Linked DNA regions of Homo sapiens: regions 1 and 2 are each linked to region 3. Evidence: chromatin contacts called from ENCODE Hi-C or POLR2A ChIA-PET data. All regions are on one chromosome and are shown on one strand. The core of a region is the stretch at or near the end of the contact, and the rest is flanking DNA. Distances in the headings are between cores, read along the strand shown.

Region 1 (2,700 bases), core at 94-2,593, 260 kb after region 3:
GCCTCTCCCTGTCTCTCCCTCCAGTCCAGCCACACTTGACTGCTTACTGTTCCTTGGACATGCTAGGAGGAACCACCTCAGGGCCTTGCATTTGCTGTTTCATTTGCTGACTGCCTGCCCCACGCACCACCCTGCAAATTGCCACATGGCTGGCTAGTTCCCGTTCCAGGTCTTGCCTTAAATGTCATGTTTTCAGTGAGGTAGTCCCTGAGCATCCTATGTGAAATTGCATCACCCCTTCAACGCTCCTTACCCTCTTCTTGGTCTGCTTTATTCTCCAAAGCACGTGTAACTCTCTGACATACTCTGAATTTTACTCTTTTATCTTACTCATTGTCTGAGTTCTTCAATTAGAGTGTGACCGCTACAGGGGCGGGGCTTTTTGTCTGTTTTGTTCACTACCAAATGTGTCTATAACAGACCCTGGCGTATAGTAAGCAGTCGGGAAATACCTGATAAATAAATGAATGGAATAAGGGAATGGATAAAATTCTTACTGGTGCTAGACAAGATATAGTTTACATACGATACATCTCTAATAGTGTAAATTAAGTATATTAAATATTCTGTCAATTAATGTAATATTATTAAATATATTTAATAGTAATATTTAAACATTTCTTAAAAGTATATGACTTTGAAAAGAATACTGGACTGAAATTTAAAGAGTTGGGGTCAGTTCCGGAATCTTCAAAACAGATTCAACAGGGAAGAAGCATTTAATTTCCCTGCCTCGGTATCTACACTTGTGAAATGAGTATGATACTCTCTGTGTACCTCACGGGATTATCATGAGAATCAAATAACATATTGAATGTGGAAGTGTAAAAATGCAAAGGTAAATCACACGTATCCTCAAATCTCTGCCATGATAGAACGGTGGTATTAATGGTTAGTTATCATGTAATGAAGGAATTCAGAAAGTGCTCTTACTTATCCTCGTGGTGATAGCGACACACAGTATGACAAGAGCGCCGACTACTCTGTGGGACTTAATTGTCATGAGGTACCGTGCGGTTCTCTGAGAAACTTATCCTATGAAACCTGAGTGTCATTCGGGAGCTTATCAGCAGTGCTTCTTGAGGGGAAAGGAGAGCAGAGCAGCAGAGCCTGGCGATGTCATGGAATATTCCTTCCTTTCTTCCATTCCCCGAGCTCTGTGCTGTTGCATTTCTGGCTGCGTATTATTGACAGAGGAAATGCTGATTCATGGGTCTGAGTTATAGGAAACCTTGTTTCCTGGTGGAGAAACAAGCCCGGTGGTGCTGCCAGCATCCTCCTCTGCCAGTTTCTGCCACATGGCCCTGCTTCTGGGCCTGCACCCAGGCGGGCTGTGAAGCAGTAAGGCCAACTCAAGCGCGACCAATGAGGTCACTTTCCCTGGTGAACTGAACTAAGCTGAGACTCCTCTAGGGCCTCTGGAGGCTCTTCAGCTCTGATCTCACGATACCTTTCCAGCCCATCTCCAGCTGCTCCCTCTGGCTCCCCATGCTGCTGTCATACATGGCTACTCCCAGTTCTTTGTGAACACCTTGTATTTTCCAGTCTCTATGCCCTGGCTCATGGTGTTCCCTGCCTGGAATGGCCCCTGACCAAGTGTCGGCTCATTGAAATCCTACCCATGCTTCAACTCTGCTAAATTGCTTCTCGCTATGTGAAGCCTGCTAGATTTCCTTGTATTTTTTCCTTTCTTCCTTTCTTGCTTTTTTTTTTTGTAGGGGATTTTCAAATATACACATAAATAGACAGAATTATCTGATGAACTTCCATGTACCCTCGCCCAGCTTCAACAATTCTGATTCTTCTTGAACAGCACTTGTTCTTTCCTTCTTTGAGCTTCCTCAGCAGCTCTCATGTTCTGTGCATAACCCATAATTGCTGAATTGAGTGGGAAGAAGGTGACTCTGTGGATTTAGGGCGCTCCTTTTAGCCACCCCCCACAATAAGGAAACTGAGGCCCAGAGAAGTGAAGTGAGTTGCCCGATGTTATAAGACAGGTGGTGGCAAATTGAGATCAGATTCTTTTGAAGGGCCTCACAATCTAATTAGAAAGCATGGATAACATACTTATAACATGTATATGTTAGCAGATCTCAAGTACTACAGGGGCTCAAGTTATTAGTAAGTGTGTGTTGAATGAATAAATTAAACTTCCATTCAATTGATTAATGAGATGACCTCTTAAGCTTGGCACTGAGTAGTCCACTGGTCCTCTCCATTCTATCATCTGACATCAACATGCTGAAGGAGATTCCTGACTTCTGTGGAGAAAAATCCTATACAATTATAATGGCCAGTATGAGTTAGTGAGAAGTTTAAACTGGTAAATATTCAAAAATAAATTTTGTTTTCTTACTACATGGAGTAGAGAGTAGGCATTTTGTATCTGAAGAACCTAAATACTCAGAGTTAATTCTTACTGGAAAGGTAAGAATATAAATTAAGGGAGTCTGAAGTTCTGTGGCTTGAAGCACTTGTACATTTGATGACTTGGGAAAAAGACATAAAAAGTATGGCAAGATAAAGCAAGACATAAAAAGCCAGTCCTGGGATAATGGCAATTTTTCATCTTGATCCAGACCTATCTCAAACCTGGATCTTAGAAGTACGGCAAGGGGTCATTTGGATGTCCAGCCTGAGGTGCCCTGACTTTACTCTGTAGCCATGGGAACACAGATCCGGTCATCAGGCAAGCACCAA
Region 2 (2,700 bases), core at 78-2,577, 280 kb after region 3:
TGCACTGGCTTTCAGTAGTTTTGTGATGTCAACCTGAGCTTCTGAGATCAGCCTTTCTGCAGTGTCAGTGGATCCAGAGTTCCACTCTCTCCTTGGGAAAAAATAACCCAGCAATATCTCCTACTACTTAGAGGGCCAGGAGTGTGACATGTGTATTTGAAGAATGATACAGTATAAAATCTGAGGCTGCTAGGTTTTAAGGCACCTAGATCAGATACATATTTTATAGATGAAAACACTGGAGACCAGAGAAAAAATTGCTTGATTTATTACTTTGTGCCTGTTTTTGATATTTCATGTATTCCACAAACATTTGTTGAGTAGGTATTCTGTGGAAGGACCTGCCTTCAAGGATCTGTCAGTCTAGTGGAGAGAAGCATGCATAAACAAGTCACAATGCCAATCGGTGAGCCAAGTGGACATCTGAGAGGCCCACACAGCAGAGACAGCATTTGAACCCAATCTGGAAAGATATGCAGTCTTGCCCAAGGTGGAGAAGTGTGTCGCTGTGAGAAGGAGTGGCATGTTCAGAGACCCAGGGGTGGGAAGTGTGAGATCTGATAAAAGGACTCTTGAAAGCTGGCTGAAATGTAGGGTGTGTCTCTGTATGTATGAGTTTATGGGGTGGGGTCAGCAAGCAAAGCCAGAAGATGAGGAGGTGCTGGATCATGAAAGGCTTTATACACCAGATGAAGGAGTCTAGACTGTTCCGTAGAAACTGGGAAAACCTTGAAGGATGTTAAGCAGAGGGATAGCAGAATTATAAATTAGTTTTGAACATATCATTCTGTGCACAGTCTAGAAAATGGACTGGGGTGACCCTGCAGGCAGGAAGACTGGTCTAACCTTGCTGCATGTGCAATATTTGGGGATTTCAAAGTGGTGGTGTGGGTGGAAAAGATTGTCTGGAGTCGAGGAGAGAGGCCCAGGTGGCTGTCAGGATTAGAATCCATGCACGCTGATCTCAGTCATACGGGATACTTCTTAAAAAAACACTCCATCAAAAGTGGCATTCAAGTGTGCTCTAGTGCCTGGTCTGAAAGCCTCCAGAGGAGAGAGAATGCTCAGCATTTGTTCTGGAAGACATCCCTGGGTAGGCAGGGAGTTCCCCACGAGATGAGGTGGAGGGAGTCATGGAGAAGCACTCAGGCCCCTGTTCACTTGCACCGTTTCAGAGCCAGGAACCAGCTAGGGCCAACCCCTTTTTATTTTGGAGTCATCCTTCATCAGATATAGTGTTAACTCACTTCCTTTTTAGCCCCTACCCCGTTCCTACCACCACCACCTCCTTGCTTTAGTCACTGGAGCTGAGTCATCCTTCGAGCCTATTCCTGTCTCCCCGCACTGTGTCAGGGTGAAAGGGTTTGAGCATGAGCCACTGGGCATGGACATTCCCATCTGCTGGACAATCTCTGTGACTTCAGGAAAGAAGAGAGAAAAGGAGCTGATGTAGCCTGGGTACCTCCTGTGTGCCACGCCAATGCCAGACTCATCAACATTTATGTCTTGTCACAATTGTCTTAGGCAGTGGTGTTATCCTCAGATGGGGAACATGAGGCTCAGTGAGGTTCAGTCATTTTCCCAAGGCCACACAGACCTGAAGGATTTCAAAGTTTACACTATTTCCAATATATTACTTTGCCTCTTTACATCATCTCTGGGAAAGGATGGCATTTGATTCAACTCACAGTTTAGTACCTACTATGTGCAACACACTGTGCCAGAGGGGTTAATAGAGGGTTCCTGCTGTCAAGGAGCTCAGCATCTCATGATGGAAACCTTTGATCCTTAGATTTATTCACTCAATATTATTTGAGTACTACCTACAGGCAGAGCCCTCTTGGGGGATATGGAGATAAATAACCCAGGATCTCAGCCCTGGCACACAATAGCACTGAGCACAGGATGCTGTGGGAAAACAGAGGAAAGGATATTTAATAGTCTATGAAGAATTCAAGGAAGACATTGCAGAGCTACTTTTAGACTGACATTGAAGAGTGAGTGTTTTGATAGACAAAGAATCTGGGACAGGAAAACCAGCGCTGTAGAAACTACAAGCACACTGAAGGGAAGTACAAGAAACATCAGGTATAAATAGAGAGTGGGAGTGGCTGGCAGATGATGGGTAGTTGTTGAGCAGTTGAAAGAAGCTTTGAAAGCCCCACTCACAAGAGAGGAATTCCTGAAGTCTTGAATAGTTGCTCATTCTTCTGTTGACCCATCAGCTCTTCATTGCATGTTTCCTCTACACTAGGTGCTGGGCAAAGTGTTGAGGTACAGTGGAGGCTAAAAAGTACGAATAGGGCCAGGTGCAATGGCTCACACCTGTAATTTCAGCACTTTGGCAGGCCGAGGCAGGTGGATCACCTGAGGTTGGGAGTTTGAGACCAGCCTGACCAACATGAAGAAATCCTGCCTCTACTAAAAATACAAAAAAAAAAAATTAGCCAGGTGTGGTGGTGCATGCCTGTAATCCCAGCAACTCAGGAGGCTGAGGCAGGAGAATCGCTTGAACCCGGGAGGCGGAGGTTATGGTGAGCCAAGATCACACCATTGTACTCTGGCCTGAACAACAAAAGTAAAACTGTCTCAAAAAAAAAAAAAAAAAAAAATATATATATATATATATATATATGGATAGTCCCCAACATCAAGGTGGTCAAAGACTCATCAGACGGCCACAGTTCAATGGATGCTTGC
Region 3 (2,700 bases), core at 186-2,685:
GCAATGTGAAAATGTAAAGCGTGGTCACAAAGGTCAGAACCTTCTCTGAAGAATAGCAGAGTGTCACGTGCAGGTAGGTGCAGAATAAATATAAGTGGAGGAGGGAGAGATGGCCCGTGCTCTACCTTCCTTTTGCAATGCAAACTCAGCAAAAAAAAAAAAAAAAAAAAAAATCCTTAAAAATAGTTGGAATTCCATCGATTCCTCTCATAAGTGTTCCTAAGGCAGAGGCTATAGTCCCAGAGCCACAGCAATGGTGGCAGGACTACCACTCAGCTGAGTGTAAGAACGAAGTGCTGGCCCTGGGTTGCCAGACACGCAAGCCCGGGTTTAGGGATGGAGGTCTGGGGGGTCCTGGGGCTGACATCCCCCTTGAGAAGAATCATCTAAAGTGAGCATGCTAAAAGGGTTTCATCAAAGCCCATGTCAAGAAACCAGCAAAGGTCAAATCTCTTACTGGACACATCTTCCTGATCTATAGAGGATCTTTCTCAAGCTTGAAAGATATACAAAGAGGCAGAAAGCTGAAAGAATGCTGAGCACAGGTCATCAGGGCTGTAGGGAGCCTTAAAGCAACTCCAGTACAATGGCTTACTAAGTGGGTCCACAGAGGCACAGAGCTCTTCTGGGGAGATAACTCGGCCCTGGCTAGAAGCCTATGAGATCTTCCACCTTTTAACAACAGCACCACCATTTAACTGCACTTTGATTATTTTACATATTGAGATTTGACATCCCATTTTGTGAGGGATTTATAAAGAGTTTCCATGAAGAAGAAACATCTGAAAACACCGACATCCAAAGAACTTACTATTGTAGGTTTCACAGCCAGTTATTACCTGAACTAACAGAGATTCCTCAGAAAAAGTCCTGGGAATGAGGGGCTAGTAAGAAACAACCAAAAGAGGACAAGAAAGCTCCAGAGAGCATGCACAGCAGTGAGCGAGGTCAGCTGAGCCTCTCAAAAGCCTGGAGATCCCTAGAAGGACTTGAGAGGCAAGAAGTCAATGATCATGGGAGCTAGAGGGAACAGAATGTTCCAGGAACTGACCCCTTCACGTCTCTCCACCACACTCCCTCTGGGTTCTCACACCCAGGTACGCTGCTGCTCAGGAAAGATCTTCCTGCTTGGAGGAGGGACTTGGAAGCAGAAAAGCAAAGCAGGAAAGAGGAGAGCACATGCTTTTTCTCTTCTTCTGACTCTTCTGAGGTTACTGGTCAAAATCCTTCATGAGTAACAATGGACTTCACCTTCCCATTCCTCTATCTTTCTATCTGCCAGATAGGCACAAGTAGATCCATACCAGCTCTAGACGGGTTTGGTGAAAGGGCCGGGAGGATTCTGTAATCTGCTCAGTAACGGCAATAGAAAGTGCTAAATAAGTGCGTCAAGAAATATTTCTGGAAGAGCTATGCAACTGGAATGCTTGGAGAGCCACCCGCATGGCAATAACTCGATCTGTCCTCATTTTTTAGAACAGACATAAACCCGGGTTTAAAAAAGGACTCATGGCTCCAAAGCAGCCAAATAAATAAATAAACACAAAGAAATCTCTCAGTGACTTATGGAAGCCATTAATGAGAAAGTTATGTACATAATAAGAACTTGATTTCCTTTCTCTCTCTCTCTCTCTCTCTGTCTTCCCCGTCTCTCCTCTCCTCCCCTCCCCTCCCCTCTCCTCTTCTCTTCTGTCTCTCTCGCGCTCTCTCTCTCTCCTTTCACATCTTCTCCCCAGCCACTTTTGGTAGTGAGCAGTTTGCTGTGTATCCAAGGGAAGCGACAGTCTCCTGCGCTGTGCGGCCAATCCATCTAAAAAACGTATCATCTGTCTGTGCGGCAGAAAGCCCAGTTGGAATAAGCAAGTTCTGTGCGTTCAACTAGAAAACACTTCTTGTTCTCGCTGTCAAAATAATTCTGTATTAAACTTCTGGGATATGTGACTAATGTGCTTGGAACCTTTGGAGTGACTGGTTTATTTATTTTAGGGAGGGGAGTGCTGCTGCTGCTGCTGGTGAGGGTGGTGATATAGAAAGAGGAGGAGGAAGAGAAAGGGAGGGGAAAAAAGGATGGGAAGAACACACACATGGTCTGCTCAGAGATCTCACATCACCTTCTAGAAGCCTGCATTGCCGCACTTTGTTACAGAAGCATGAGAAGGAGCAGAACCAGGCAGCAACAGAGAAGTAAAGACATATAAAGACAGGCAATGCACACTCCCCAGAGTTAAGGTTGCCTAAGAGTTCCTAAAAAGACTCTGAAATGTATAAAGTAAAAGCAAAACACATACACACACACACACACACACACACACACACACACCAGAGTAATCCTATCACAGCCCTTTTACAAAGCCCATGACAGCTCCTTACTGATTACCAAAAAAAAAAGAAGCCTCCAACATTACAGGAAGGCATAGGAAACTTCTCTGATTGGATACAGATATCTCACCTCCAGACTCAGCCTCCCACTCCCAATCTCTCTAGATATTTTCATGTCTCTGCTATTCCCTCTGTCTTAAAGACTCAGCTCTTTCTTTCTTATTTGTTAAAGTCCTAGCCATCTAGCAAAGCCTAAAACAATATCCTTCCCCCAATCCCCACAGCAAAGCCCTCCCCAATGGCACAAACAGAACACCTTGCCTTCTCACAGCGTTCCTAACTCTAGCATTGATCACTCTGTAGCTTGTCTCCAAGTATTGT

What was found. A loop is a pair of places that touch in the nucleus more often than their neighbours do. ChIA-PET counts read pairs that join two places held with the same protein, here RNA polymerase II (POLR2A). Pooled maps may share reads with other maps.
Region 1: a map of gastrocnemius medialis shows a loop between it and region 3 (2.9-fold over the local background). The contact joins two enhancer-like sites. A Hi-C loop is called at or near these places in 1 of 168 maps with a recorded cell type or tissue (gastrocnemius medialis) and 3 of 50 pooled maps. POLR2A ChIA-PET finds 5 or more read pairs at or near these places in 3 of 52 experiments (BJ, HepG2 and PC-9).
Region 2: a pooled map shows a loop between it and region 3 (2.0-fold over the local background). The contact joins two enhancer-like sites. A Hi-C loop is called at or near these places in 3 of 168 maps with a recorded cell type or tissue (CD4-positive, alpha-beta memory T cell, PC-9 and heart left ventricle) and 8 of 50 pooled maps. POLR2A ChIA-PET finds 5 or more read pairs at or near these places in 3 of 52 experiments (AG04450, HEK293T and PC-9).

What each region holds. Positions count from the first base shown.
Region 1 is chr3:188,005,519-188,008,218 of GRCh38, reverse strand. All of the region lies in intron 2 of LOC107986166 (a long non-coding RNA gene), which reads left to right. Among named protein-coding and RNA genes, the nearest start is that of LINC01991, 30 kb to the right of the region's middle. Within about 2 kb of position 1,343, at least 13 of the 41 ENCODE cell types and tissues checked have a DNase peak (open chromatin) inside an H3K27ac peak, as active enhancers do; they include gastrocnemius medialis, where a contact is called at or near this core.
Region 2 is chr3:187,985,263-187,987,962 of GRCh38, reverse strand. No RefSeq gene overlaps it. Among named protein-coding and RNA genes, the nearest start is that of LINC01991, 10 kb to the right of the region's middle. RefSeq lists an enhancer at 1,128-1,422. Within about 2 kb of position 1,327, at least 4 of the 41 ENCODE cell types and tissues checked have a DNase peak (open chromatin) inside an H3K27ac peak, as active enhancers do.
Region 3 is chr3:188,265,491-188,268,190 of GRCh38, reverse strand. The region is part of intron 2 of LPP (LIM domain containing preferred translocation partner in lipoma); the gene reads right to left. Among named protein-coding and RNA genes, the nearest start is that of FLJ42393, 88 kb to the right of the region's middle. Within about 2 kb of position 1,435, at least 21 of the 41 ENCODE cell types and tissues checked have a DNase peak (open chromatin) inside an H3K27ac peak, as active enhancers do; they include gastrocnemius medialis, where a contact is called at or near this core.